Linked DNA regions of Mus musculus: regions 1 and 2 are each linked to region 3. The links are chromatin loops, found by intact Hi-C in ENCODE. Cell type or tissue: left cerebral cortex. All regions are shown on one strand. Each heading gives the region's core, and the rest is flanking DNA. Links, peaks and the distances in the headings are about the cores only.

Evidence for each region. A loop is a pair of places that touch in the nucleus more often than their neighbours do. Peaks named below come from ENCODE experiments on the same cell type or tissue, not always from the same donor. Only the 100,000 strongest peaks of a DNase experiment are listed, where the experiment ranks them.
Region 1: it touches region 3 in a loop (4-fold over the local background); 9 of 42 quality-filtered maps call a loop at or near these places.
Region 2: it touches region 3 in a loop (3.0-fold over the local background); 17 of 42 quality-filtered maps call a loop at or near these places.

What each region holds. Positions count from the first base shown.
Region 1 is chr5:146,379,533-146,389,877 of GRCm38, forward strand. It overlaps Wasf3 (WAS protein family, member 3), which reads left to right and starts at 5,474. Exons shown (of 10, transcript NM_145155.3): 1 at 5,474-5,806. In left cerebral cortex, for the core only: CTCF peaks have their summits at 2,940 (motif pointing right), 5,930 and 7,557 (motif pointing right); DNase peaks (open chromatin) are centred at 4,912, 5,667 and 6,713; H3K4me3 peaks cover 2,040 bases; H3K27ac peaks cover 2,028 bases.
Region 2 is chr5:146,331,804-146,342,148 of GRCm38, forward strand. No RefSeq gene overlaps it. Among named protein-coding and RNA genes, the nearest start is that of Gm38747, 17 kb to the right of the region's middle. In left cerebral cortex, for the core only: a CTCF peak has its summit at 5,716 (motif pointing left); DNase peaks (open chromatin) are centred at 6,428 and 7,800.
Region 3 is chr5:146,465,781-146,476,125 of GRCm38, forward strand. It overlaps Wasf3 (WAS protein family, member 3), which reads left to right. Exons shown (of 10, transcript NM_145155.3): 8 at 1,018-1,284; 9 at 2,435-2,799; 10 at 4,440-5,345. The coding sequence ends at 4,597. Among named protein-coding and RNA genes, the nearest start is that of Gm6408, 11 kb to the right of the region's middle. In left cerebral cortex, for the core only: no CTCF peak of the experiment used is centred there; DNase peaks (open chromatin) are centred at 5,652, 6,207 and 6,511.

The DNA of each region.
Region 1 (10,345 bases), core at 931-8,930, 87 kb before region 3:
TTTTTTTTTTTTGGTTTTTTGAGACAGGGTTTCTCTGTATAGCTCTGGCTGTCCTGGAACTCACTTCATAGACCAGGCTGGCCTCGAACTCAGAAATTCGCCTGCCTCTGCCTCCCAAGTGCTGGGATTAAAGGTGTGCGCCACCACCGCCAGGCCCCTTTTTAAATTTTTTTTTTCTTAATTTTAAGGAAGGAATGGTGAGTAGGTGAAGATTTATTCATGGAACTAAATTAATTCTACAGCACCAAAGGATCTGTAGTCATGATTTCACTTCATTCTGAGAGCAAATACAAGTGAATGTGTCAAAAGCACTGACAATTAGTATGTCTTTATAATTTGATTTCTTACATATTTTAATTATATCCTCTTAATTAGTGGCATCTCTTTGTTCTTCAGCTTTCCCCAAAGTGAGACTGAATTCAGCTCCTGATGCAAAACAGCGTGTAATTTGTACGAAAGATGACATGCTACTAAGTTCAGGAGAATGACAATTGTTTTTCTACTAACAAGTAGCAATGACAAAAGGGAACCTAAACCAATTACTGAGCAAATATCTAATTTATAAAGTGTCTCAAAAAAAGCCCCGGACCCACTGTCAGACTGCAAGTGAGGACAGCTCTAAAACTTCCCTGGGAACCCACCCGAGAGTGTGGTCAGCCAAGGAGCAACGATGGAGTGTCCCAAGAGGGTTAAGACACGTCACTGTGAGATCTTAATAGGATTATGACAGAAAGCTGCTCAGTTATCACAGTAATGCCGGACAGCTTACTGTCCATGGAGGGCAGCGGGCTCCAGCCCGGCCACACCTTTAACTGCTCACTCAAGATTTCATGGGACACTAACAGCCATTCACATCACCAGAATTCTCTAGACACTCCAACACGTTGGAAGCTCCATATGTCCTTTCTTATATGTTAGGAAATGAAGGAGGAAGTTCTGGATTTTAGATTATGTTGAAGTATTTAGAGCTGTGGTTTGGATTTTAAATGTCTCCCCAAAGCCCACATGTGAAGGAGCTGTTGGAAGGCTGTGGGCCCTTTAAGAATTGAGACCTGGCTTTGGATCCCTGTCCTCTGACTGGGCTGCCTAGGCCTGCTGCAACTTGGTATGCTAACTAAGGTTGGTGGATATCCATGGGAAGCCTCTGGGTTTTTGAGGAGAAAGGAAGGAGGGGTGGGTGGAGACAGGGATGGGGTGGTGAGAGGGAGGGACTGGGAGGGGAAGCTATAATTGGGATGTGAACTAAATAAATAACTCAATTAACAATAATTTTTAAAAAGAGCTGGGATCTTGTGTGAGGAGGTGGGTTACTGGGGACATACCTTTGAACAGAACGGGATAGTGGGGTCTCCACCTCTTCTGTTTCTTTTCTGCCCACTATAAAGCAATCTGTGTGGTTCCTATCATGATGTTCTGTCTCACCATGAGTGCTAAGCCACAGAGCTAAGCAAACACAGGTTTCAGGTTCTGAAACAATAGTCAAAATATAGCCTTCCATTTTTTTACAGTTAATTTTCCCAGGTAATTTTATTTTCTTCTGTGACAGAAAGCCAACACACTTAGGGTCAAATGTCTTGGTGTTTGCAATTCTTTTTCGATTAGCTTAGTTAAATAACCTATGTGTCAGAAGGAAGAGAGGGGGTAGAGAGGAGAGAGGGGGAAGGGGATTGGAAGGGGGAGGGAGGGAGGGAGGGAGGGAGGGAGGGAGGGAGAGGGGGAGGGGGAAGGGGAGAGGAAGAGGGAGAGAATGGGGATGGAATGGAGGGAGAGCAAGGTGTGGGGGAAGAGGTGGGGGAAGGAGGGGGAGAGAGGTGGGGGAAGGAGTGTGTGGGCTAAGGGACTAAGTAAGGCACTTACAGGGGGACAAGCCGTATGTGGCATAAGGCAGTATGTGGACAGCAGACAGGGACAGAATAAAATGGGCCTTCACTTTATAAGTCCTTGAATTTTCCTTTACATTTGGGAAATTTTTCAATATAAAGCTGTATAAGAACTTAATTATCGTGTGTAGAAGGACTCTAAAGAGTTACCAGTAACGCAAGGGGAATGTAATTTGTGACTTCAACAAGGCAAAAGATGACCTTTTAAAAAGATGAAATGTCGTCTCCATTGTCTTCACTACCATGTCTACGAGTTTGCCATTGTCAGTGATGAACTCATTTTTAAAAGGACGTCTGGATTTACAAAATAACAGAGGCAGGTGCAGATTTCCAGGCACTCATGCTCTCCTTCCAGTTTCTAGGGATAAATGTGTTAGTGAGGCGTGAGGCTACCATTTGCACGCGCACGGTGATGTGTTTTTATTAAAGAGACCCCACAGTTTACACTAGAACTCTTCATTCTCTGGATTTGGACAAATGTGGGCCATATACACACACACCATACATGCCATACACGCCATACATGCCATGCATGTGCGCGTACACACACACACACACACACACACACACACACACACACACACACAGTAATGTCTTCTCCACAGTAACTTCATTGTCCTAAAAGTTTGCCCTCCACCTATCCAATCTTTGCTTTTCTCCTTCCCTGACCCCTGACGACCACTGATATTATGCTTTCCATATTTTTTACTTTTCCAGAATATCACATTTTCAGGATCGTGTAACACATAGCTTTTCCCGATTGTCTTCTTTTACTCAGCTATGAGTGGTTCTCCCATCTTTTTGTGGCCCCATTGTTCATTTCTTCTTCTTGCACTATATGGATACATCACCCACTACTTACTGAGGACATCTTAGTTTCTTCTAGTGTTTGGTGATTATAGGCAAACATTGAAGCAGAAGTTTTAAGATAAAAAATTATTTATTTTTATTTTATGTGTATTTGTGTGTGCCTGAGTATGTGTGTGTGTGTGTGTGTGTGTGTGTGTGTGTGCGCACATACACCATGTACATGCAGTTCCCATAGATGCCAGCAGATGGCGTCTGGTCTCCTAGAACTGGAGTTCAGATGGTTGTGAACTGCCTTCTAAGGGTGCCGGAAACTAAACCCCTGTCTTCTGCAAGAGCAGCAAGTGCTTTTAACCACTGAGCCATCTCTCCAGTCCAAGGTGTAAGCTTTTGTATGCACAAAAGTTTTCAACTCCATTGGATACATTTCTAAAACTGTGTTTGCTGGGCCCTATGAAAAAAAATGAGTCTTTTTTTTTTTTTTGGTATGAAACTGCCAAATTGTCCTCCAGAGTAGGTGTACCCTTTTGCATCCTCAGCAGCAGTGCACAAGCAGTCCCGTGGACCTGCATCCTTGCCAGCGGCTGGCATTGCTGCATTTTTTGGATTCCAGCCTACCCAGTATATATGCTATGCTATTTAGGTTTTGTTTTAATTTATAACTCCCTATTGGTATATGCGGTGGTACATATGCCTATTCAGTTCTTGTATTTGTTTTTCCACGTTCATTTTGACAAAGGATCTGCTCATTTTTAAAACTGTATGTGTCATTTTCTTCCTGAGATTCCAGTAGCTTCTTATGAGTGAGTCAAATGGGAGACTCAGCCAATGAATTTATTCATTTAGCAACTTTGACAGGTACTGGCCATACATAGGCTCTGCACATTTGTTCCCTCTTATTAACATAAACTGAATGTCTTTCTGTCTTAAAATACATAATACTTTTTGGCTCCTTTGAAGTCACTTGACATGGGTCTGACTAGCAAACAGAAGGTGCTCACTGGGGCTTCACAGAGTGTTAAAAGGGTGTGGAAATTGCTGGTCTTTTGTCCATTGTCTATCTACTGTTTTCCTGAATGGGATGCAATGTCTAGAGGAGCCATCTTGTAAAGATGATTGATGGTAAGCGTCACATGATAAGGGATATATTACCGTGACTCTAAAAAGTCTGCGACATGTGACAACATGGTGATGTTGTTGCGGAAGCCCGTGTGTTTGCTCCAGACTTTTTGTGTAGATATGTAGTGCATCTGAAGCAATTCCAGTGTGTTGAGGACACAATGCTAACTGTGGTGGTTTGAATATGCTTGGCCATGGGAAATGGCACTGTTAGGAGGTGTGGCCTTGTTAGAGGAGGTGCATCTCCTCGCTGTGGGGGTGGGTTTGAGGTCCTATGCTTAAGCTCCACCCAGGGCTGAAGAGAGCTCCTCCTGGCTGCCTGCAGAAGACAGAGTCTCATCCTGGCTGCCTTCAGATCAAGATGTAGAACTCTCAGCTTCCTTTCTAGCACCACGTCTGCCGGGATGCTGCCATGCTTCCTGCCATGATGATAACGGACTAGACCTCTGACACAGCCATCCAGCCCCAGTTAAACATTTGCTTTTATAAGAGTTGCCTTGGTCGTGGCGTCTCTTCACAGCGATGACACCCTAACAAAGACACCAACAGTAAGTTATATGTACTACATACTCTGTTTGACACAGTACAAGGTATCTCACTGGACATAAGCAGAGAATAAACTGAGTTTGTCAGGGAACTGGGATCTAAAAGGAAGTGACCCGATGCAGCAAGTGTCAACACTCCAGAGCCGCACCATTAAGGGTCACGGCATGTTCAGAGTTAAGTAAGTCTAGAGGCAGCTCAGGTAAGGCAAGGGGGACTGAAGTGAGAGGACTCAGTAAATGTGACTAGCAACCACAAGAAAGGCAGTCTGGATACTCCTGTATCTTCAGATTTTTGTGTCCTCCATCAATGACCTGAATGTACGTAAATACGTATGGTAGCTGCTTCCCTGGGTAAGAGCAGACGAAAAGGAGGAGAGGCAGTTGTAATTTGAATGTCAAGTTGTCTTTGGGCTGGGCATAAATATATCCCCGTGTCAGTGTTTATAATACTGGAGAGCTGACGTCTTGTTTACCTGTATATTCCAAATTGCTATGATATGGAAAGCGAGGATAGAGCTCTAAAAATCCCTTGAAAGCAGTGCAGATTTTGTGAACGGTGCGTGTTTTTTTCTGCTATCTTTGTGTCAGTGTGAACTCTGCTAAAATGTCTACCAACTGTTAGGCATTTACTACTGGCTTGTTTATCACGTCTTAAAGACCACCCGAATCAGTTTTCTTGAGCTTTTTAAATATAGCTTTCTATTTTGTGATTCGATTTGTAAATAAAGACAGAGGACATGTGTAACATTCGTGTTTTGATGCAGTAAAGCTCATTTCCTTTGGAACTTAGGAGAACACGCTATCTTCTCCCCCCCCCCCCCCGCAACCCCCACTTTCTCCTGGTCTTGTTTATTTTTGCCTCAGTTATCCCGCACTACCGGAGACCAGGATAAGTTGGTGGTTCAAGACTACCCTATTTAATAGGCTGTGTGTCTCGTAGGTGGGGAGAATAGGATTTGGAGACGGTGAAGACCAAGGGAAGAGGAATCTGAACATGAAAAAGATGGAGGGTTTTTGAACCTCCAGGGGTTAATGCCAACTGATGACAGGGCTATAATCCTATCAGGCTTGGGTGAATCCCCAGCCCTGCACCGTGTCCGAGGACATACAGGTAGGTAGACAGCCCTGTGTTACCAGGGGCCTCAAGATCCAGGTGAAGGGTAAGCTACAGGTGGGGATCCGAGGGGTCTGCAGATAGAGGAGGTACCCAGGCCCCTTGGTTACCCACCTTGGAGGAGGAGGCCTGAGGATGCGCCGCCTTCTCCGCAACGCCCCGCCCCCGCAGCGCCTACGCTGCCCTCTCCCGTTGGCTCTCCATTGGCCGCAGAGCTCGCCAATCCAGCCCCCTGGCCGTGAAGGGGGCGTGGCCGCGCGGTGCCGGGCCGGGGGCCGCGTCTGTCGCCGCTGCGCGCTGCGGTGCGGGCGGCAGGACGATGAAGCCGGGAGCGCGGCGCGGTGAGTGCGGCTGTGGTCCTTCCCAGGCTCCGGGCCGACCTCCGGGGGACGCGGGGCGGGATTCCGGGGGTGCCGCGCTCGGGCTGCCGACCTGCCCTGGTCCCTCCCGGCCGCAGGTGGCGCCGCATCCTCCTTGCGCATCCTTCATCCCGATTGCTCCCGTCCCGCGTGCGGCCTGGCCTGCGCTGGGGTCCTGCGGGCCGCGTGCACCGAGGCTCCGGCTGCTCCCGGCCTGGTCCATGGCGCAGCCTCCCGGACAGCTCATCTTTCCCCCCTCTGGCTTTGGTACTTCCCAGCAAATGCCGGTTTTCCCTCTTGGTTTGGCCTCTCTGCAGTGGAGAGCAGAGTTCTTAATTATTGAGAAACTATGGGATAGGCCTGGGGTTAAAGGTAGCCGGTCATCTTCTTGGCTGATGTTTAGAGGAATAGGAATTTTTAAAAATCATTTAGGGACTGGTTTTGATATGGTGATTATCTCCTAGCAGTAATTTTTTTTTTTTTTGAGTTTTCAAAAGCCGAAGGTTAGAAAGGGTCCTTTTTATTTCGCATCGAAGCTCTTAAATTCAAATGCCTAATGGGGTATGACATTTTGACTTTTAAGATTCTGAACGCACGTTTTTGTAAGGGAGGGAGGCCGACTATTTGAAATGTTTTCCATTTTGAAAGTTTGGCTTGTCTAAAACTGCGAAAATACCTGCGACTCTACAGCAAACCGAGTTCAGAGTACTTGACTTGTTTCGCTGTCTCGTCTAGGGCAAATTCTCCTGGGCACGGACTGTTTTTGTGTATGCTTTACCAAACTTTCCTATTCAAGCAGCGAGACAATGCAGGCAGTGGCTCTTTTCAGTCCGTCCTTTCATCTGCTTGAGAGGTTAAACCGGAGCGAGCTGGTTTGACCTTTCCCAAAGGCAGTTAAAGATCATGTCTTCTCTGCTTCCTTCTCCCAGGGTTCGGATAGCTGTCTTGTAGCGCTCAGTTTCCTGAATTTAAAAGCTCCGCTGAGTTGATTTTAAGAAAGTTGTGCTGTTTTAGATGTTCAAAGCTCACTGGATTGCAAAGGCGACTTACCGCTTGGACCCGTATACCAAACAGAACCTTGCTCTAGATCTGCCTGTAAATGTTACATCTGCACAGTGACACTGCTTTCTTGCATTGCTGGATCTGTTTGCTTATATTTTATAGTCTTATTGCCATTGATGGATGCTAGTAATTTCAAAAATTGAAAATAAAGCTGGAACACACTTTGCTAGGTGATTGTGCCAGTTGACCTCCCACCCCTATCCATCATCAGTGTGTCTGTGTAGACATATTTTAGAGTTTTCACAGACACTTCTATGTTGACAAGCCACAAGCATTTTTTTTAATTATTTATTTATTTTTTTTGGCTATTAAGATGCTTGGATGAAAACTTCATGAAATATGAAAAAAAAAAAACTTGTCTGTACTGTGTTCTACTGGCTTTCTGATTCCAGAAATTTCCTTTGAAGAATGTAGGTTGTGGTTTTCCCTTGGGACTGTCTCTAAATTGCTGTGCAGGCTTCAAATTGCTCACCTTCTCAGTTTTTAAAAAGTTAATTAACTTATTTTAAGCGCTTCTTCAAATTCAGTTTTTGTGTGTCCAGGGCACATGTGTGTGTCTATGTGTGCATGTGGGTCCTCTGTTGATCTATGACTTTCTCAGGTCTCAAGCTTCATCCCACTAAACTCGCTGGTGGTCGTCAGCTCCAGCACCACATGCATACAGTGCCCATGGAGGCCAGAAGAGGGCACCAGATCCTCTGGGACTGGAGTTACAGATGGTTTTGAGCCCACAAGTGGGTGCTGGGAACTGAACCTGACACTCAGGAAGAGCAGCAAGTGCTCTTATCCACTGAGCCATCTCTCCAGCCCCCAGATTTTCTTTTAAAGTGGCTTTTTCTTGTTTAAAAAGTACTAGGTAAGTTCCTACTCCGTACAAAACACTACCTATGCACTGGGATGGCAGAAGTGAGAGATAGGAGACTTTAAGACTTCCATAATCTATGCTCACAGACATTGGGGTGTGGTCAGGATTCTGATAGGCAACCTTCATAAATGACCTAATTGTGTTCATTTTCTTCTCTTTAACCTTCAAGGATACTTTAGAGTTTGTCATACATGGTCAGAATATGCTGGCAAGCAGGGCAGATCTCTCTTGCCTGCCAGTGAGCTTACTGTGTACATATTGGTTACAGTTTCTATCCTGCAGGGACCATAAGACTTCAGAGGAGGACCACCAACTAGAACTAAGGGGCTGTTCTGAGATGAGAGAAGCCCCCAGAGTCAGTGAATGAAAAGTGTCAGCTGGTTCTAGTCTCAGCGGAGGGAGAACTGGATGAAGAGCTGGGAAGGGCAGTGCCCTAAAACTCCAGATGGGTGCTCTGATACAAGAGAATTGTTTTTCTTCCTTTTTCAAGACATGGAGTTTTTAGGACAGGGTAGTCCTTATCAGGATGGGTTCCAGGTTGGGCTAGTCTGTCTCTGGGCTCCTCTCTGAGTTATGTCTTTGTGCTCTCTCAAGGCTAGCTCTGTTTGAGTCAGAGCCCATCTTCCTTGGTTGGAGATGTCCCTAGACAGAATGCCGCTTTGCTCACATTTCAATCACTCCATCATTTTCTCTGGACCTGACCTGCGCACACACTCTTGGAGGGTAGCCTCTTTTCTCTTCTTTCCTTCCCTTCCCTTCCCTTCCCTTCCCTTCCCTTCCCTTCCCTTCCCTTCCCTTCCCTTCCCTTTTCTTTCTTTCTTTCTTTCTTTCTTTCTTTCTTTCTTTCTTTCTTTCTTTCTATCTTTTTAGTCTACTGGGGATTCTTTTAAATTATTTTACTATTAATCTTATTTAATATTTTTATTTTATTGAATTTTCATTTAATTTTAATTTTAGATGCTCCAAATATCCCAGGGTACATTCTCATCTTTCAGGTTGGGCTTCTGTTCTCGGATCAGTTTTCAGCTTTGTGCCTTACCTTTACTGGGTGGTACAAACAATTAAATCTAGGGCCCTGTCTGTGCTAGGTATGCCTTCCACCACTGAGTCTTCTTAACCTAACCAGGCTGCTCAAGTAAAACCTAGGATCCTCTCGTCTCTTCAATGGCTGGGATTATAGGCCTACATCACCAGGCCTAGTGACCCATTTTATACTTCTTTGAAGTTTTTCTTGGGGTGTGTTCTTAGGGTCCCCTCTACCACCAGCCCAGTAGAGAAGTGATGTTGAAATTGGTCTAAAGTCTCTTCTGTCATATTACATATTTAAATATAAATATATATGTGAGCAAATATGTATGTGTGTGTGTATATATATACATATATATATATATTTACCATTTAATTTTGTTTTTCCTCCCTTTTCAGTGTGCTAATCATTTTTAATTTGTTACTGTAAAAATGCCTGAGCTAAGCAGCTTATAAAGTGAAAAAAAGCTTATTTTATTTTGATTCACTGTTTTCAGTCTGTGACCAGTGTCTCTCTCCTCCCCCCTGCCTTTTGCCCTCTGCCAAAGTTGTCACATCATGATAGGAGTGACCTGTTGCTTCAAGGCCAGAGAAAGTGTAGGAAGAAGAGACCAGGGTCCTACCATACCACACCTCCAATGTTTGGAGAAATTTTCCACCAGGCCCCAACCTCTTCATCTTTTCCTCCCTGTCACACCTCTCTGGCATCAAAACTTTAACACTAGACTTTGGAGTGTTTGAATCTCATCTATAGCAGCAGTCAGTCCTTGCCTGTTTGAACCCGTGTTTTAGGTACCGTCGTCATTACCTGATGGCTTATTTAGATCAAGCATCTATAGATTAACCTTGTCTGGAGTGCTCGATCAAGCATCTATAGATTAACCTTGTCTGGAGTGCTCAGGATCAGAGGTGCTTTGGATGCTGGAAGCATGGGCTACCATGGGCATGGGACCCAAGTACCAACCCAGAATCCATGAATGTTGCATAAATATCATATGCATTGCCTCAGGTTAATCTTACATAATGCTTATAATAATTTTTTTGCATGAAACTAAGTTTCATGGTGGGGAATTTTCTGTCATATGTCAGAGCTTACACAGTTTTGATTTTTGAATGTTTTATTTTGTTATGTGTGTGGTTGGCTGTTTCTGTGGGTCTGTTTGTGTGTATGTGTGTGACTTGGTGTGTGCATGTGTGTGTGTGGTCAGAGGTCAAATGTCAGAAGTCTGTCCTTTCCTCCAGTATGGAGTCAGATGGGAAGACCTTTCATCCCCCAAGCTTTCTTGTTAGCCCAGAGTTTTGGTCTTTAAATTAGACGTTACTCTGGTTAGTGTATGCCAGCTTGACCCAGGTGTCACTTGGGAAAAGAGAACCTTAGTTGGAGAATTACCTCCATCAGATTGGCCTATGGGAGTGTCTCTGGGACATTTTTTCTTGATAAATGATTGATGGGGGAGGACCAAACCCACTGTGGGTGCTTTACCCATGGGCTTGTGGTCCTGGGTTCTATAAGAAAACAAGATAGCAAGCCATGGGGAGCAAGCCAGTGAGCAGTGTTCCTCTGTGGT
Region 2 (10,345 bases), core at 1,383-9,382, 130 kb before region 3:
ACAGGCGATCCTGAGCCACCTTTAGCCCACATGTTACATCTCTGTGCCTTTTCTTCTTTTTTTGGGGGGGGAGGGGTTGGTTTTTTGTTGTTATTGTTTTTGGTTTTTTCTAGACAGGGTTTCTATGTGTAGCCCTGGTTGTACTGGAACTCACTCAGAAATCTGCCTGCCTCTGCCTCCCAAGGGCTGGGATTAAAGGCGTGTGCCACCATTGCCCGGCTCTCTGTGTCTTTTTTTTTCCAAAGATTTATTTATTTAATTTATGTATATGAGTACACTGTAGCTGTACAGATGGTTGAGAGCCTTCATGTGGTTGTTGGGAGTTGAATTTTTTTTAAAGATTTATTTATTTATTATTTATTATAGGTATTTATTATAGGTATAGTACACTGTAGCCGTCTTCAGACACTCCAGAAGAGGGAGTCAGATCTTGTTACAGATGGTTGTGAGCCACCATATGGTTGCTGGGATTTGAACTCTGGACCTTCGGAAGAGCAGTCGGGTGCTCTTACCCACTGAGCCATCTCACCAGCCCCATCTCTGTGTCTTAAGTACACCTCTTCTGGTTGGCTGCTGAGTACATTTCTCTGTCTCCCTGGCTGACTATACCAGGCAGAGGCATTTTCTAGGAGGCCAAGAACCAGTCTCTGGTTGATTCAACATTCTCTCTCCCTTTGGCTGGGTCAGACATCTTTTCAAAGTCATGAGTGAATGGGGGAGTCATTGTGTTTGCTCCTTATAGAAGGACACTGGAGAGGGCTCTTGCACAGGAGGCAGGACAGGTGCTTCATTTAAATCCCTGGGTCTAAAATCTTATCCCTGTGATCTCATCTTTCCCTTCTTTGAGATACAGGGTACATAAGATGCACCGTTTCCTCGGCAGAGTGCCATTCAGGAATTCCGAAGAGACCCAGTGTGGTTTCCATGGAAACAGGAGAGCTGAACTTCAGAGGTGGGCACACTGAGGCCAGCAAGATGCATCCGTGTGGTGGGTCCTAAAAGGAGATGGAAGCAGTTCACAGGCCGCAGGTTTCCATGCGTACAGGGACACACTTCCACTCCACACTTAGCCAGGTGACTGTGGTATCTCCAAGAGAGCCAGCCTGTGTGGACAGCACGTGAGACAGACTGTTAGCTGCCTTTTTACTCCTTCCATGAGATGAGAAGGAACTGTATCGGGAACTGAATTCCAACTGTCTTAGGGGCCACAGGCACTACAAAGAAAGACTCTCACCCCCAGCATGGACTCTCTGTAGCTCCGAGACTTGACCCACATGGTGGGGGAATGGCACTTGAGAACTGTGGTGTGTGTGTGGTTTGTGTATTTGTATGTGTGGTGTGTTTGTGTATTTGTGGATGTGTGTATGAGTGGTATGCAGTGCTATGAGTTTGTATGTGGTGTGTGGTATATGTATGTGTGGTGTATTTGTGTGTGTGGCATTTATGTGTGTGATATATGTTGGAGTGTGTGGCATGTGGTATGTGTAGTATGTGTATGGTATGCAAGTGTATGTATGTGTGATATGGAGTGTATGTATCTATGTATGGTATGTTTATGTGATGTGTGTGTGAGAGAGATTGTTTTTGGTGTGTATGTGTATTGTGTGTGGTGTATATATGTGTTATGTGTGTGGTGTGTGTATATGTGGAGTATATGTATCTATGTATGGTGTGTTTATGTGATGTATGTGTGATTGTGTTGGTATGTATATATGGTGTGTGTGAAATGTATGGTGTAAGTGATATGTGTGATTGTGTTGGTGTGTGTGTGTGTGTGTGTGTGTGTGTGTGTACGTGTACTAGTTAGAGGACAACTTTCAGGAGTTAGTTCTTTCTTCCACCCTCCCACCTTCTGTTTCTTCTGCTTTTTAGCATTGTATTCCTGGCTGGCTGGTCTGTGAGCTATTCTTCTGTCTTCTGTGGCTATTCTTCCGTCTATCATCTTCCTGTGGAAGCACTGGGATTGCGGATGTGGACCAATGCATGCAGCTTTCAAAGCGGGTCCCAGGGACCAATCTCAGGTCATCAGGCTTACGCAGCAAACATTCACCTCAGAGCCACCCCATGGCTCTCTTTTCATATTTTTGAATCTATGCATACATCCTAAATTGTTTTCATTCCTTGTCGTATGACCTATAAATTATTTCAGTTTCTCAAAGTTTATGCCCTTTTATCATCCACATTAAAAACATCCCTATCTCCGGGCAGTGGTGGCTCATGCCTTTAATCCCAGCACTTGGGAGGCAGAGCCAGGCAGATTTTTGAGTTCGAGGCCAGCCTGGTCTACAGAGACAGGACAGCCAGGGCTACACAGAGAAACCCTGTCTTGAAAAACAAACAAACAAACAAATAAATAAATCCCTATCTTAGTACATTTTCATTCAAACAAATTGTTTTTAAATTTTCATTCTTAATCTCTCTCTCTCTCTTTCTCTCTCTCCCTCTCCCTCTCCTTCTCCCTCTCCCTCTCTCTCTCCCCCTCCCCCTTCTCTTCCCCCCTCCCTCTTCTCATTACCGTTCTCTTTATTTCTTACTTGGGGGCAGACCTGTTTTATTTTGTAGCCCTGGCTTATAAGTGATGGGAATGATGGCCTTTAACTATGTGCAGGGTACCAGCTGGGGAGACAAGCTGGAAGGGAGGTGTGGGTGGAGAATGTCATCTTGGGTTGCATCTGATCACTTGAAGGCACACCACCTGAAACAGCCTCCACCCTTTCAGTGTTAACTTGGCCACAATCTCCGTCCATTGTGCCTGAAACATCTGGTATTCCTTCTCAAGTATAGTACACAGTGTACTTATCCTGATTGTGAGATGATGGTTTGAATATGATTGGTCCAGGGAGTAGCACTATTAGAGGGTGTGGCCCTGTCAAAATAGGTGTGGCCCTGTTGGAGTAGGTGTGTCACTGAGGGTGTGGGCTTTAAGACCCTCATCCTAGCAGCCTTCAGATGAAGAGGTAGAACTCTCAGCTCCTCCTGCACCATGCCTGCCTGGATGCTGCCATGCTCCTGCCTTGAAGATAATAGACTGAACCTCTGAGCCCGTAAGCCAGCCCTAATTAAATGTTGTCCTTATAAGAGTTGCCTGGGTCATGGTGTCTGTTCACAGCAGTAAATCCTTAACTAAGACTGTCAGCTTGAAGGGATTTAGAAGGAATTTTGAGACAAGACTCTAAGCGTGTCTGTGAGGATGTTTCCAGAGACTTAAAAGAGGTGGGAAGACCCATCTCCAGAATGTGGGCGTTGCCACCCCAGCGACCAGGGTTCAGGGCTGAATGGAAAGGAGAGAGAAACAAAGTAGCAGCGTTCATCTTCCAGAGCCTGAAGGAAACATCTGTGTCCTGCTTCAGCTAGAGCCGCTGCCTTCCCTGCTGTGATGGATTCTCTCCTCTTTGCTGTGCGTCTGAATAAACCTTTCTTTACGAAAACTTTCTGGTATTTTGTCACAGCAACGAGAAAAATAGCCAACACAATCAGCTTTCTGCTATTGTTACAAATACCTAAGATAATGGACTTAAAAAGAGAGGAGGTTTACCTGGGATCACAGTTCAGGAGTTCCCAGTTCATGATTATTTGACTCCGTTGCCTCTGGGTCTTAGTGATACAGACAGAGATCAGAATCCTGGGGGCAAACACTAAAGTTTCCAGGCCTCTGTGTCATCTTGGAGGCATCTGCTGAAGAACTTTCCAGGTCTGTGTCCTTGGGGAGAAAACTATGATACAGACACGTGGCCAGGAAATAGACAGAAAGAGAGCTCATCAAGGAAGGGAAACAGCTGGTGAAAGTGTAGGGATGAGCTAGCGAGCAGAGAGTGAACAGACATCATCCGGCATCTGTCTGAAAGCGCAGGGCCCCCGTCAGAGGGCGTCAGCACTTGCCCAGCCTGCTCTTGTGTTTCAAGGTCTCTCTACGAAGCTCCAAGTGAGAGGGGCTTTAGTCATTGTATGTCACCTTCTTCTTCTTCTTCTTCTTCTTCTTCTTCTTCTTCTTCTTCTTCTTCTTCTTCTTCTTCTTCTTCTTCTTCTTCTTCTTCTTCTTCTACTTCTTCTTCTTCTTCTTCTCCTTTTCCTCCTCCTCCTCCTCCTCCTCCTCCTCCTCCTCCTCCTCCTCCTCCTCCTCCTTCTTTTTTTTTGGTTTTTCGAGACAGGGTTTCTCTGTGTAGCCCTGGCTGTCCTGGAACTCACTCTGTAGACCAGGCTGGCCTCGAACTTAGAAATTCGCCTGCCTCTGCCTCCCAAGTGCTGGGATTAATGGCGTGCGCCACCACACCTGGCTGTCACCTGGCTTCTTATGCTCACCTTGATGTTGCTTTCTCCAGTCCCCATTGTTCCCCTGCGTGGGAAACCCCTCATCTCATGGCTAGGATGCTAAAGACAGAATGAATGGGCTGAGGCCACACTATCCTTTTTTGGGGTGTACTCAACTAAAGACTTCCCTGGGGGCCTCCCCCCACTTAAAGCTTCCACCACCTCCTTATAACACCTCCCTGGAGACCAGGCATTTAACAGAAGGGCCTCTGGTGGAGACTGAACAGGCTAGCTGGACTCCCAGGGCAATACTAGGCAGGTAACACTGCGAGCCATTAATTGACTGTACCTTTTAAGTACTCTCTGCTTCCAGAGTCTCCTGCTCTGTTGACTTGGTGCCTACCTATTCAGACAAGAACCTGCTGCTGCTGGTCATAGAAACCACAAAGGAAGCTTGATAAATAAAGGCTGAGGGAGTGGGTTCAATGAAGCAGAAGAGGACCTGGGAACTTAGCTAAAAGGTACAAGCCCCTGATCTTTCCTATTTCGTAAAAAAAGATTGAGTTGCTTCTAGTCAGGTGACTATTTGGAAGCAGGGGCCTCCAGAACTTTCCCAAGTACTTTAATGCCCTGTTGTACTGTTAACTCCACGAAGGTTTGGCTTGTGTGTGTGTGCTTTCTGTGTGTATGTTTCTAAGTGTGAGTCTATGTGTCCGGGTGCATGTGTGTGTGTGGGGGGGGGGGGGGACTTTCCCTTACTCTTTCTTCTCTCGGTGTCTTTGAAAGGACTGGAGAATTCCACGAAGGAAGAATTATCCGAATGGTGTGGATGTGCCACTTAAATAATAAGTGCATGCTTCCTCTGATGAGACAAAGACAGATGGAGGTCATATACAAATTAGCCAAAGAATGGTCTTGGACTCCTGTAGTGAGCGGGTCTTGGGCAGGTTGTTCATGCTGCCCCTGTTTCAGCAGAAGGGCCAATGGGCATGCTATACTTGCTCCTCTTATGCCGAAGGAGAGGACATCTCCTTGGGCAGGAAGTTCAAGGTGTAGAAGCTCAAGGTTGACAGAAGGTTTGATGAGGTCATCTCTTTCCTTTCTAAAAGACGATCAGGGTACAGAGGACCGGTAGCTCCACTATTTAGCAAACTCCACGGAACAGTAGGCATCTTTGTTTGTCCTGTAGCTAGCCTCTGTGCAGGACATTGTAGCTCAGCTTGCAAGGTACAGATAGATGTCTCTGCTGAGCAAGAAGCTGTTATAATTCAGATCCCTGGTGCTTAACCAAGAAGCTACCCCACCACCTTAGTGGGCGAACTTGTCAGAGTGAGAGCTGATCGCCCTGGGATCTCCAGTTATTTCCTTTGGTAAAGCTGAGTCTGGCTGCCTAGCTTTGTCTGTTGAAATGGAATTTTAAAAATGACATGTCTGCTGCCCCCATCTGGCAAAGCATTGAGCCTGAGAGTAATGGCCAGTGGGCATATTGGGCTGAGGAGGGGGCAGGAGGACTTGTGAGGGAGGGTCCAGGAGGAGGGGAGGTAGATCAGCGGGGAGCCAAAACTGGAATGACCCAGCACATACAGTTTCAGAGACCAGCAATGGATGACATGGGCTGACCCAACCCTTCTCAGGGTCTGCAATGGAACTGACAGAGTAGTGGAGAGCTCTTTTACCAAGGCCTTGTGCCACTGCTCCTGGCTTGGCTTGAGGAAGAATCCGAGTGCTAACTCTTCCTAGAGGACTCTACAGGAGGAGGAAACAGGGAGGATGCAGTCACCCGCCATGGTTAGGATTCTGACAGTTCTTTGGAAGGCAGAAGGGTCTGTCTGCAGCAGGGGATCCAGGGAGAGAACAATGGGATCTAAGCCCTTTGCTTTCTCATCGACACAGAGTACTGGGTCCTTCTCCTAGCCTCTCTGGAGAGTTAGGAGACTTGAGACGGAGTTCCCACAGCCGCCCAGTCTTCACAGGACACCACACATGCCAACTGGCTTCATTGCTGTCCTTTTCTCAGTCATGCCTTATCCTATAGATGCTCAGCAACGTCACTGAATTCAGCTGCTAAGTATTCAAAGGAAAGTCAAAAGAAGAACAATGTAAATACGGGGAGTGCCAGGCATCCCCCACAATATGCATATGCTCGCAGCGCGAGTCTTTCTACAGCCTCAGCCCGAGCCTCCGTATTGCGAGCATCTTGCACACCAGTGTTTAAAGCCACAATATGTCTTTTTGGTAGAACCTGACCTCAAAACACAAGCCAAGCTGAGTGTTTCTGTGGGTGCTCTGCCACAGACTGCCATCTGTTCCCGTGCTGAAGGGAAGCTGGCTGGGTGGTGTTTACAGGCTCCCTGCTTTTCTGCTAACTTCTCCCCTCCCCAAGGAATTCCCCTGTCCCTCAAGGGTGACTTTGGTTGTATTTGATTTTCTCCTAAATGCTGACTCCAGAAGCCAGCCAGAATACTGTCTGAAACACTACTGAAGTGTGTGGCCGCCATGCTACTAAGCTGTGCTCTCCGTTGTGTTTCTGTAGCTGGTGTGTGCCTAGCACATTGCAGCTGTGGGACCAGGAATTCATGGAGAAGCCAGAGGACAGCTGAGGTTGGGCTCCGGATGGGCCTTGATCACTCACCCCCAGGACGATTTGATTGTACCTCAAAGCCTAGTCAAAGTGACATTTACTGTATCTTCTAATACTTCTTTGGAGTGTCGATTTGACAATTGACTGCTGTTGTTGAAACACAAACAGCGGCCACCCACATAAATTGCGCCAGGCCTTGAACTTGGACCTTTCATGAGATCCACCATCTGACACATAGTAAATGCTCAGTAAACTCGATGAAGGATAAGTGTCTATGTGAACAGATGAGTAAAGCCACGCGTCTATTCCACCAGGTACCTATGCAAGACCTTTCCCCTTGACTCTCAGGGTCCCACTAACACACAGAAGACTCTCAAACTGAATTCACAAGTCACAACTTAAGCTTCTTAGCTTTGATCTTGTCCTTCCATCTCTTGAGGACCCGGATTCCTCCCAGAAGATGTTCTTAGAGGGCTATGTTCACAGTAACGGTGTTTTTGTCTTCTTTCTATATGTCCTATATTGAAGATCGTTAACTCTATAAACACACACGAGGCAGTACCAAGGGCTTGCCAGGACCTCAGGACGAAAATCAATACCCTGAGTCTGTTAGAAGCGAAAGAAACAAGCGTCAACTTGTAGGCAGAGAAAAAGACTTCCTAAGGAGGAACACAGCACAGACATTGAGACCAATAACTGAACAGGGGAATCTCATGAAATTAAAAAGCGTATGCACAGCCAAGGATACCACCATTTGAGTGAAGACACGGCCTGTAGAATGGGGGAGAGTCTTTCCCATCTACATTTGAGAGAGGGTCCATATTTAGAACATGCAAAGAACTCAGAAGCTAAACATCGAGAAAACAAACAACCCGTTTAAAAATTGGAGCGAGGCGCTAAACAGAATTCTCAAAAGAAGACGCACAGATGGCTGAGAAATATATATTTTTCAAGTGCTCAACTTTCTTCGCCATCGTAGAAATGCAAATTAGGACTACTTTGGGATTTCATCCTGCCCGGGTCAGAATGGTTACAATTAAAAATAAAATGAAAGAAAATAAAATAAGACAACCGGCCTAGATGTGTGGGAAAGGGGGCCAATCACTGCTCACCATTGGTAGGGCTGCCAGCTGCTGCAGCCACTGTGGGAACTGGTGTAGAGATTCTCAGCTACACCTTTTTCAGAGCACATGCCCCAAATCATCTAAACCCCACTACAGAGATCCCTGCTCATCTGCACTCACTGTTGCTCAATCTACAAGAGGCAGAAAATGGAAACAGCCTAGTGTCTGAGTGGCTAAATCTTACCGGAAGTCTTACTGGCTAGAGATTACTTTTATATGTAACTGTATATATCTATAGAAATAATAAATATGTGGTACACTCACAGCAGTGGCATATTATTCAGCTATGAAGAACTATGACATCTGCACAAAAAATCGAAAAAACTAGAAACGTTATACTAAATGAGGAATCCAGACCCAGAAAGACAAACACTGTGTGTGTTCTCTCTCATGTAGAGACGTTAGCTTTGAATCTTCACATATGTGTGTTTAAACTGGTGTGATGGTTTGTATATGCTCAGCCCAGGGAGTGGCAACTATTAGAGGGTGTGACCCTGTCGAAGTAGGTGTGGCCTTGTTGGAGTAGGTGTGTCACTGTGGACTTGGGCTTTAATACCCTTGTTTTAGCTGCCTGGAAGCCAGTATTCTGCTAGCAGCCTTCAGATGAAGAGGTAGAACTCTCAGCTCCTCCTGCACCATGATGCTGCCATGTTCCTGCCTTGATGATACTGGACTGGACCTCTAAGCCTGTAAGCCAGCCCCAATTAAATGTTGTCCTTATAAGAGTTGTCTTGTTCATGATGTCTGTTCACAGCAGTAAAACTGTAACTCAGACTGCCCACAGAAGTCAAGAAAGTAGTAAGAAGCCGTGGTGGGATTTCAGGGGAAGGGGGAATAGAAGAGGGAGTATGGAGGGGAATATAGAACAAGAAGGATTAAGTGGGGTGGGGGTGAGTGTGGAGAAGGCTAGCTAACTCTAAAGACCTTTGTAAACTCACATGGAGACTTATGAATGCAGAAGCATCTTAAAATATATCATACATGTACAGTTTAAGTGGAATTAACCTACAACGGGTGCTGTAAGCTATCAGATAAAAAGCCCAGTGCCAGATTTGGGTCACTTTGGACTTGTTGGTTGGTAGGGTCTTATAGACCTCTGAACATTACAGGTTACTGCCATTTTTCTTAGTTACCCTCCAGAAGCACATGACAAGACCCTATTTCTAAAGAGTACTGCATACTCAAGGTGTGGAATCGTGACACTAGCCAAGAATGTTAGTCCTACTGGCTGGCTTTCATAGAGATGGAAAGGTCTATGTACCCTACCAGGGGGAAACACAATCTTTCCTAGCTATGAACCCTGCCAGTTACAACTGACCCAGAAAGAAATACTCACTGCACAATAACTGCATAAGTGTTATGGGAACAATTAACCACTTTCTGATTAAATTTAAGGCTCTCCCCAGAAGACAGGGCTCATGCCTGGTACCATTAACAAGGCCAAGAATCTATGGCTTAATAGATACAGCCCTGGAGGAGAACGTGCTATTATTATTCTACTAAATGCACATAGTATTTACTACTATTATTCTATTAAATGAATGCAGTATCAAACTGCCTTCTAAATACCTATAGGTTTGTGCAGGTCTCAGACCTCACCAAAGAGGCTTCTTTTTTTCAGTAGATGGTGATTAACACATAGCCTAGAACTGGTCAACAGGCAGGGAATAAGAGCTCAAGAAATGTTCAGTCATAAATGGGGCCATCTATAGCACACAAACCCCTTGTAAGGGTTAGGCATCCTTCTCAGAAGAGAGGGAAGAAGGGTCATAAGAGCCAGAGGTGGCAGATGACCACAGTGAAACAATGTTTTCTGGGCACAACAGGACAGGTGCATGTATGAATTTATAGCAGTTGGGACAGCAAGCCATAAGACTGGGGCAATCTCAAGCTGGACACAATTCCAGCTTGGAGGACGGAGTTGGTCACAAAGCCCCACCCTTAGCTGAGGAGCAATGGGAAGTTGGTGGCTGCTGGAGAGAGAGAGTCAGCTTTTTTCAAGGATGCTGTCCTTTGGAGGTTACCCATGATCAAGTAGATGGTCCTACATCCATGCACATTCTAGCAGTGTGTTGTGTGACAAAACTGTTCCTGGGGAGACACAACACATGCAACTACTCACTCCAGATACCACCAAAGTCCAACTTGGTGAACCAATTAGCTTTAATAGGGTTACTTACAGGAATATGGGTGTGGTGGTTTGAACGAGAATGGCCCTCATAGGCTCATTGATTTGAATACTTAGTCACCAGGCAGTAGCATATTTGAAAGGGTTAGGAGGTGTGGCTTTGTTGGAGGAAGTAGGTGTGGGCTTTGAGTTTTCAAAAGCTCAAGCCAGGCTCAGTCTGTCTGTCTTGTCTGTCTGCCTGTCTGTCTCTTCCTGCTGCCTGCC
Region 3 (10,345 bases), core at 1,588-9,587:
GGCATGAGTTTGCGTCTTCCTTTCTGTCCTTGCCACGTCCCCAGTGTGTGCTTACCTGTTTCCCTTCAGAGAGAGAAACTCAAGCTGAACCCTAGCAGGAACCAGCAAGTGTATGTGAGAAAAGTCAGGACGAGAAGAGAAGAGTGGGAGAGGAGGAAAATGGGCATTGAATTCATGAGTGACGCAAAGAGGCTGGATCAGGCAGGGAGCGCCAAGGAAGACGACACCAGGCCAAGAGGGTGCGTCATTCTGCTTTTTTGGATCCGCAGCCCCAGATGAAGCCCTGCTTCAGCATCATGGGGGGATGTGCAGCCCCCAATGACTGTCCTGTAAAATGGGTGCCTCTTACTAACTTGGCTTGCTGCTGCTACCTAACGCCAGCTGTTACCCTCCCCGCAGGCTCTGCAGGATGCCGGCCATCACCTCTTTTCCAAAGTGCTCACTAACTCAGGATCTCCATTCCCTCTAGAGCTCTGTTGTGCCAATGGGCTCACAGCCTGGGAAGCCAGTCAGTGCTGATTTTCCTTCTTCGGGTTCTATACATTTCTGCCATTTATGAAAATGCAGCTCACAGTGCATTCTGGATCCTTCTTTGTCTTCTTGCTGTTAACATGTATCCAGTTCACCTGCTGTTTCACACTGCCAAATTATATGTTGTGGTATTTTATTGCCTCTGAAGTTTCTCCATCAATCTGAGATATTGTTTCTAAATGAATGGGATTTGTCATATAGAATTTCATAAAGAACTACATGAAGTGCTGTGGCGATGTCTCTGCTGGTTCCCACTTACTGGTCTGACTTCTCAAAGCTTCTGATCTGCATCCATGTAACACTGGGCTTGCTATTAAAATCATTGTGTTGTTGCTTGGAAGCTCTTGGGGGCTGGACTTAGCTGAACGTAAAAGAAATAAGTGTCTCTGCTCAGGTACTGACCATGCTATTTCTCGATATGCAGCTACCTCTTAGGGGACATTTGTAAAACTTCAATTTCTCTCACCCCCATCCCTCCAAACTCAGGTCTCACACATCCGATGTCACCGATTATTCTTATCCTGCTACTCCCAACCATGCTTTGCAAGCACAGCCGGCGACACCCTCCTACACAGCTGGCGATGCACCACTGCATGGGACCACAAACCAAGGCGCTGAGCACGAGTACCGACCGTCGTCTGCCTCGGCAAGGCACATGGCCCTGAACAGACCTCAGCAGCCACCGCCACCGCCTCCTCCCCAGGCGCCGGAGGGGTCCCAGGCCTCTACGTCAGTGGCTCCAGCCGACTATGGGTAAACTACTATTCCTTTCACGTTCGCTTTTGCTGATGAATTTTATCACATAGAATATAGTCAAGAATGATTGGGCATAGTGTCAGTGTCGACAGAGGGTGTCAAATCAACTAGGTGCAGAATCCAGCCACTGACAATTTCCTTTTGTAGTCACATCCTGGGTGGACAGTGTGCTTGTGTCTGTCCCCTGTTCATACAGACTCTAAGCCAAGGCACCCATAAAGGGAAACTTGAGAACTTGTCCACAACCTCGAGTTTCAACCAGAAAACGTAATTCACGCCTCAGCATTCACCCTGTGATCCCTTCTCGGCCTCCTGGCTCCTGGAACGTTCTGTCCTGTCTGTGCCTCTTGTTCTCTGATTTGTGGATTGAACGCCTTCACTGTGTCCAGATCACGTGATAGTTCATTTGAGACCCTCTCTTTTATTTTGGCAGATTGTTTTTGGCTCTCTTAGATTTAGTCTTTAAAATGCTCCCTGGGGTCTACACCCAGGAAAGTTTAATATAGCAATATGTCTTCTCCATCAAAGGGAAACCTGTTCTTTCTGATTGTGCCCGCAGCCTGAAAGAGGAGACCATGTGGTCTGGGTGTCCCCAGCCCTTTGCCCTTGGCTAAGCTGGGATTCCCAGGGTATGTTTTGAGGCTGCTATGTCAGGCACACAGAGGGTCCGAGGCTTGGAAACTGTTAACCTGTCTCTTGGAGTGTTTGATATGCCTCCGGGTACCTTAACCCTGACGATCCAGTTGGGATAGGGCCAGAGAAGGGAGCATCACCCCAGCCTCTGTCTCCTTGGCCTCAGAACCCCTGTGAGACAAGGTTCTGAGTAGCACAGCTCTGAGAGGCCTGGAATGGAAAGGACACTAACCTTGTGCTGCCATCCGTGGATCTTACCCACCCGCAGAATTCCCCATGCACTTCAAAAAATGGTCATTTTAGGTACACATCAGTGGGTTTTTAACTGTCATGATGAAAAGCATACAACTGGGAGAACCTGACCCTCAGAGTGGACGCTCACACCCCGCAGTGACTCCGGTCCAGGTGGCAGCCCCATGCTGTGTCTGAGCCATCTCTCTGTATGCTCTATTAGAACTCGGGAGACATGCCCCTCCCTGCTTACCTGGGTGACTGTGTTTTATTTATTCCTTAGGATGCTTCCAGCACAGATAATTGAATACTACAGCCCCTCAGGACCGCCACCACCTCCCCCTCCACCCATGATTCCCTCAGCACAAACTGCCTTCGTCAGCCCTCTCCAGATGCCCACACAGCCCCCGTTCCCTGCCTCAGCCGTCTCCACATACCCCACTCCTCCTCACCAGCCCTCCACTGGGCTCCTGGCCACAGCACCACCACCCCCAGGTCCCCCACCTCCTCCACCTGGTCCTCCTGGCCCCTCCTCCCTATCATCGTCCCCAATGCATGGTCCCCCTGTGGCTGAGGCAAAGCGCCCAGAGCCTGCACAGCCACCCATAAGTGATGCGAGAAGTGACCTCTTGGCTGCCATCCGGATGGGTAAGTATGCATGCAGGTTCACAGTCTGCATTCAGAAGAGACTGGCTTGTGGCTCAGCCAGCCACGCTGATTTCAAAAGATGACGATACAGTCCGTCATTTGTTACCTTCTTATTATGTTGGAATTCTTCTATGGGTAGCATAGAAACACAGTATAATAAAAGTTAAACCTTGGGGAAAGCCTTACTTGACAAGAAGCCAGAAGCTAGGCATCAAGGGATAGATTCATTAATAGGAACTTTCTCCACTTTGAACCTCAAGAATGAGATGGAAGTGAGTGACTGCCCAGCAATGGTTTTGTTTTCAACAAAGCTAAGATTACACTGGACTTGTCACAGACACAGCATGGAGTGCCAAGCCAGTGGCTTCTGGAATTTATTCAGTAGTCCACAGATTGTGCCAGGCAACACTCTTGCCCTTACTGCTGAGCCCTGACACAGGCGAGGTGGCATGAGCAACTTGTAGACCTTGAGCCTGTGGACTGCCCCGGAGCCTCCCTGGGAGACCCCCAGGCAGCACCAACAGGCTGCGGAATATTCCTTATACCCTAAGGAACTCTACAGCCTCTTGGTCAATGTTTGCCTGTCTGGGGTGGAAGTAACTGGAGGAGGTTGCTCGTCAGCAACCCTGGAACTCCACTCTGGTAACATCCTTGACAGAGCTATGATGCAGCTCAGGCCTCTGCCTCTGCCTGAACTCATTGAATCAGGCCTGTGCATACATAACTCAAACACACACACACACACACACACACACACACACACACACACACACACACACACACGCACCTGCTGCTAAAGACCCTGGAATTTCCAAGTATCTTGAACATCATTGAAAGACTTTGTTTTGTTAAGAGATGAAGTCTGAAAGCCAGTGGGAGGTCAGCTCTCCCCTCTTAGGCTGAGAGTCTTAGACATGGTTTTGTCCACCCTCGGACAGTCCAGTGAGCACATAACCAGAGACTACCATGCCCCAGAAGACCATGTCTGTTCTCTACAGGAGCAAAGCCTGTCAGTATCGAGCTCAAAGACCTCTCTAGATTAGAATTTAACAGAATGGAGACAAATGAGCCAGGAAAAATGTCCCCACTAGGTTGGCTGAGTGGCACCATTTAAAAAAGGTTTATAGGGAAAATAGAAACAATGTTTTTCTTCAGAAAATAACACATTAAGTAGTTATGTATTTTAGTAATACAGGACCTGTATCTCTAGTAACTCCTGAACCATCCAGAGAAAAGTGTGTGCATGTATGTGTGAGCCTGTGTGAATGCCTGGTGTGCGTGTGCGTGTGCGTGTGTGAGACAGATTGGGAAAGCTTGTTCCAACATTGTCAGGGTAAGTAATATGGGAATATTTTCTCCTGATTTTGTACCTAGACCATACATCTGAAATTCTGTCAAAGGGCAATGCTAAGTGCTTCATGTTAAGCCACCGGCCTGTTGTGTTACCAAGCAGTAGCACAGACGGTTGTATTTTGTGTCCATTTCTAGCCATAGCCTGAGTTTATATGTTTTCTCTGCCCTCCCTCCAATGTTCAGGGTCTTGTCTTTATAAACTCGTCTAGATAGGGCAACCTGTTTGGTGTCCTTCCCTGGGAGCCAGGAGACTGATCCCCCCACCCCACCCCGTCTCCTGTTTGCAGGAATCCAACTGAAAAAGGTGCAGGAGCAACGCGAGCAGGAAGCCAAGCGGGAGCCTGTCGGGAATGACGTGGCCACCATCTTGTCTAGACGCATTGCTGTGGAGTACAGCGACTCAGACGACGACTCTGAGTTTGATGAGAATGACTGGTCTGACTGAGGCACAAGGGCCAGGCGACCAGTGGACAGCCAGGGCCCCATATGCAAGTGTGTTAGGAGCTCCTGTGCTCTCTGCACCCTCACAGTGGTATTTCCCTGTAGCTTTAGTCCCTTTTGTATTAACAGTGTGATTTGCTTCTGCACATCCTTCTGGATTTGTTGAGTATTTACTGTGTAATACTTAAGTGCCACAGAACACAGCACACCGTGCTGCACACCAGGAAACTCGCAGTATTAGTGCATCACCCTGGAACAGCATCTTGCTTCCCTCTCAGCCGTGAGAGTCCCCTCTCCTGTCCATCCTGATTTGGTGGGCTTGCCACGTATCTGCGCAGCTGCCCCACGTCAGCTCTCTGCAAGATCACTGGCTGTGTGTCTCAGTGATGTCTTCCAACCAGTGGGTGATACGTTTTCCTGTTTCTTCCCTTTGCAAATTGAATTCCAGGTAGATATGGTTGTAGAGGGGAAAGTTTAACAAATCAGAATGAAATGTTTGTCTGTTTGCACACTGGGCCTGGTGGCCTCCAAGGAAATGTGTACGATCGTTTGCTTTCTCTATCTTGGCGCTTGCAACCGAGAGCGGCCATTTTTATGAGGGGAGCCCTGTGGGTACTCATGTGGAAAGTGCCCACTGACTTTGGCAGATGGAGTTCACTTTCATGGCTAGCCCTGATAGCGTTGGGCACCAGTTAGCCAGGCCATGTTCAAGCTGCCTAGAGTCTGCAGAGCTTGCATGGCAGAGCGGCCGCATCTGGTTCCCTCCTACTCCACCCAGTGGAAAAGAGACCTCCACGTTTTATTTTCTGGGATCCCTGCTCCTCTGTTCACCAGGGAGTGAGCACAGGTCAGCACCTCACCCCCCTTGCTCTGAATCATGGAAGCTTGGCTTTAGCTGAGAGATGCCACCAGCTGTTCACAACCCATGGTGCTGTGGCTAGATTCCTGCTCAGTCTCTCAAACAGGGCCACACCCCTCCTGAAGCACAGCTCTCTTCTCTCCTGTTGTCGGCACATTTTCAATTTTAAAAAGTACCTCACAAGATAAACTTGATTCAGCCAGTTGCCCGGGCAGAGACCTGACTTCCCCTCTCCTGCCCTGATCCTTTTTACCAAATGGCGATTCCATAGTCCTGGCTGAGGCAGGGGCTCAAAGTCCAGTGTCTGCTTTGCAATTCTGGAAGGACAGCTGCTTATTTAAATAAGTCTGTGATATCCGCAGGCTTGGGTTACAGGGAGGACCTTGCAGAGGGACCAGGACACTGCCTTCCCTTAGGTGCATTATTTACGTGGCCTGCAGCTCTTAATATCTCTCACTGTTTATGAAAAGAAAGATTCAGATCCGGGGTGACATTGTGTCAGTTGACAGGGAATGCCTGTGGGATAATTAAAAATGGTTTTTGCTCATGAGTTTGGGATGTCACCCAGCCGCCCACATCGCCTGCTATGTGTGTGGACGCCTGTCCGCTTGGCCAGCTATCCTGTAACACCTGCCAGTAGTAGGTTTTCCTCATGTCACTATGACAGTGAAAGCCCATGTGCAAGCCCCTCCCTACGCCCTGCTTTGGCGTGTGTCTGAGTGCTCTGTGCTGCGCCATGGCCATCCTGGAGCCTGCGCACACGTGGCCGCTGCTGTGACTCGCTGTCCTTGGTAATTGGTGAGAGGCTTTTTCTTTCTTTCTCAGTTCTGCTTTTCCACACTGAGACCCACCATGTTGACATCATCCTCGCGACGTTGACATTTGAGCCTTTTGTTCTGTCTCCCATGTGCCCTGTAGAACCCAGCACTCATGTTTGGCAAAACTTTTTTTGGTAAGGTCCTTATGCTCTCAGGGTGGAGGGAAGACATTAAAGCTACGCAGCCATTGTCAGGATTTTTTCTACTGATGTCACATCAGAATATAACTAGTGGCTCCTTACTCACAAATGTTCACGAGCTTCTCCGTTGTCACTTGTCCTGTAGTTTTGCCAACAAGTTAATTTTAGTTTGATTTTATAGCTAGAGAGAAAGCTTTTGCCCGTTGCATTCTGTAACCTTCAAAAGAATGAGAAACGACTAAAATCCAATTCAGATTATTTTTAGAGATTCTTTTTGGCAAATTTGATTTAGTCTAAAATTTAAATTCAAGTTGCTTGAATACTTTACAAAACGAGAACAAAGTAAAAAGTTTAGATTTTTGATTTCCACTTTTTTTTTAAAAAGTACTAAAACAAATGGAGAGCAGACATAGTAGCATATTTGACTTCTACACATTTCATGCTTATACTTAATCTACAGATCGCAAGGTTGTTTTATATTATCCCCTTATAGTGTTCCATGTGTATTGTAGCTGAGTTTCAGATACGGTATTTTCTCATAGTGTAAACTCAGGCAGATGAATAGCTGGAGAGTGGGTGGATGGATGGGTGAGTATATGGGTAGATAAATGGATGAGTGGATGGGTGGGTTAGGTGGGTAAGTAGCTAGGTGGATGGGTGGGTGGATACATGGATGAGTGGATGGGTGGATTGGTGGGTGAGTGGATAGGTGAATGGATGATAGGTGGTGGATGGTTGAGTGGGTGGATTCATGATGGATGGATGGATGGATGGATGGATGGATGGATGGATGAGTGGATGGATAATAGGTTGATGGGTGGATAGGTAGATGAGTGAATAGATAGATATAGATCAGTGGGAGGATTGGAAAGTAGGTGAATGAATGGATGGCAGATAGATGGATCAATTACAGATGGATGGATGCATGGAATAGATAGGTGGATGGGTGGTGGCTAGAAGGTGCCTGAGTCTGCACATCACTGCACTGAGAAGGCAAATGAGTACATTATACTATTAGCACCAAACCCCAAGCTTCAGTATTTAGATTTTATTTACTAAGATGCTATTAGAAGTTGGATGTTTTCATCCCAGTACATTTTTAACACATCAAATCATTTATGAGCATAGGATGATGAGGGTGTGAAAGCTTTGTAATATTTTCAGCAGAAATGCGTGATACATTTGAATCCATTGAGGTCTGGAGGGAGGGTATCAGCCAGAGTAGCAAGGCGGTTTTGTTTATTTGTTTGTTTTTTTGTTTGTTTGTTTTATGAAGGAGAGTATCTGTTATCTTGCAGTATTATCAATGCAGTTGTAAATTGAATCTAAAGTGGTATTTAAAACTGTCAAACAATTTTTAATCTGTTTGTATATCTTATTATAGATCACAAGTAACATCTAAATAAAATTACACGTGTAACCCTACATGGTTCTGCTTATTTATAACTGTTGTGCCTGACAGTGTTTATGAACCCCAAAAGACCACCTGATGTAATTATACTAGGGTCTCTATTACAAACTCAAGTTTGGGCCTACTCATTGCTGACCCATAGGGTGGTTTGGTGAAGCAGCCCAGAATCCTCATTGGGACAGGGTTTTATAGGAAAATGGGAGCAAGTGAGGGAGTTTCCAGCCGGGAAAGCATCTATTAGAATGGCTATTGTAAGCCTACAATTGAAAGAACAAACAGCAGACTCACAAAAGGGAAAGCCCACCAACTTTCTTGTACATGATAGAGGTCAACATTCTGTTTTGTTAAAGCCTAAAGATAAATTCTCTTAAAAAACCCTAGGTCCAAGGGAAAACAGGAATTAAACAATACTCGTAGATTGCTCAAAGAGCCATAGACTTGGAAGTAGGCAGAGTAACTCACTCATTATCCACCCAACAGCCACAAATCCCTACACACTCTTGAGTGCTGTTCCTCCTGAGTGCCAGTGGGTTACAGTGCTAGAGTTAAAAGATACTTTATCACCTTACCCTCGGCACCCAAGAGCCAAGACCTAAGTAAGTCCAGAACCAACATCATAACCTGACTCTTCAACAGCTCATGATTGACCTCCTGGTAACAGCACAAACCAAACATAAATGCCTGGTAAGAACCCAAGACCTCTTAGAGGCCCTAAAAATATTAGATTATCAAGCCTCTGCTAAGAAGGCCCTACTCTACCAACCTCAGGTGACCTCCCTAGATCCGGGAGATACATATTAAGAAAAGGTCAGAGATGGCTCTCTGAGGCCAGAAAGAAATTTCCATCCTAGCTTTGGGGTTGCCAGATGTGACTAAGCCCTTCCATCTCTTTAGGGACGAAAGATCCGGGCCCTGGTCCAGTCAGTGGTCCACCTGTCAAAGAAACTAGACCCAGTTGCCGGAAGCCCACTGCCCCCAGCCTCCTGTCATTTGTGCATTATTGCAGGACTAGCTCTCCTGGTTAAAGATGCTGACCAATTGTCCCTGAGCCAAAGCCTGACCATCACCAATGCCAGAATGACTATCAGCATCTCCTCCTAAATCCCTCTAAGATAACCTTTCAGTCCCAGCTGCCCTAAGGCCAGCTACCCTGCTGCCTGACCCAGACCTTGATGGGCCTCTACATGACTGCTCAGACATTTTGGCCCACATCATGGGTCCAGACCAGATCTTCAAGATACCGGTACCCTTGATGGATGCAGGGGTAACATGGCTCACCAATGACAAAATAGCTTCGTTCAGGATGGACAGAAGTATTCTGGGGCTGCCATGGTCTCAAACACCGAGATCATATGGGCAGAGCTACTCTTGGCAACGTCACTAATATCTCTAACCAAGGTGTTAGAGCTAAAACAAAACAAGAAACACAGATGGCTAATAAATGTCTTCAATAACACTCATGTCCATGGGGCTACTTACACACGGGGGGGCTGGGGGGCAGGGAAGGTGCCTTCTGACAGCAGGGGGAAAAAAACACTCAAAAAAAAATTCCTCTCCCTACTGAGGGTTCTATGGGGGGAGGGTGGCCAAAAGAGCTGGCCATCATTCACCGCTCGGGACACCAGAAAGGGAAAGACCCAGTTTCAGAAGACAATAATGCAACAGATGAAGCAGCCCGACACACTGCCCAAAAATCAGACCTCACTTGCCCCTGACTTCTCTGGATCTGGAAGGTTCTACGCTTCCTGACCACCCTAAATGTTCAAAAGGTGACATGACCTGGACTAAGAATTTGCCCAGGTCCCAGTGTTATGACAGATGGTAGAAAACAGCAGATTACAAACTCATTGTGCCTGGAAAACTAAGACTACATACTTCAGAGGATCCACTCACTGTTCCTCCCACGAGGGCATCCGAAGAATGCAGGATTTGATACAACATACTAATATTAGTATTAGAAATGCCAACTCAGAGATAGCTGAGATTGTCAAGAACTGCAAAGCCTGCCAACTTAAAAAAAAAACTGATATGTTCAGAGGCACAAAGCCTAGAGCCTACTGGGAGACAGACTTCAGAGATAAAAACCAAAAAAAATTGAAATATAAATATTTACTGATGTCTAAATGACAAACGGCCAAAGTATAGGTTTCCTCAGATAATGGGGTCACACAATGGACCAACTTTTGTGTCCCAAGGTAAGTCAGAGACGAACCAATATTCAGAGAATTGATTAGAAACGTGTGTGTGTGTGTGTGTGTGTGTGTGTGTGTGTGTGTGTGTGTGTGTGTGTGTGTCTCAGAGTTCAGGACAGGTAGGATAAATAAACAAAACCCTAAAAGAGGCCTTAAATAAATTGATCTGAGAGACTAGCAAAGACTAAGCAGCTCTCCTTCTTTGCTCTTGACTGGGTATGAAAGTCCCCTTAACCTGTTGGGATTCACCCCTTTAAAATTATGTTTAATACACCACTCCCCATTGTTCTTAACATACTGGCAGAGGTCATCACTGAGTTCAAAGGTCTCCA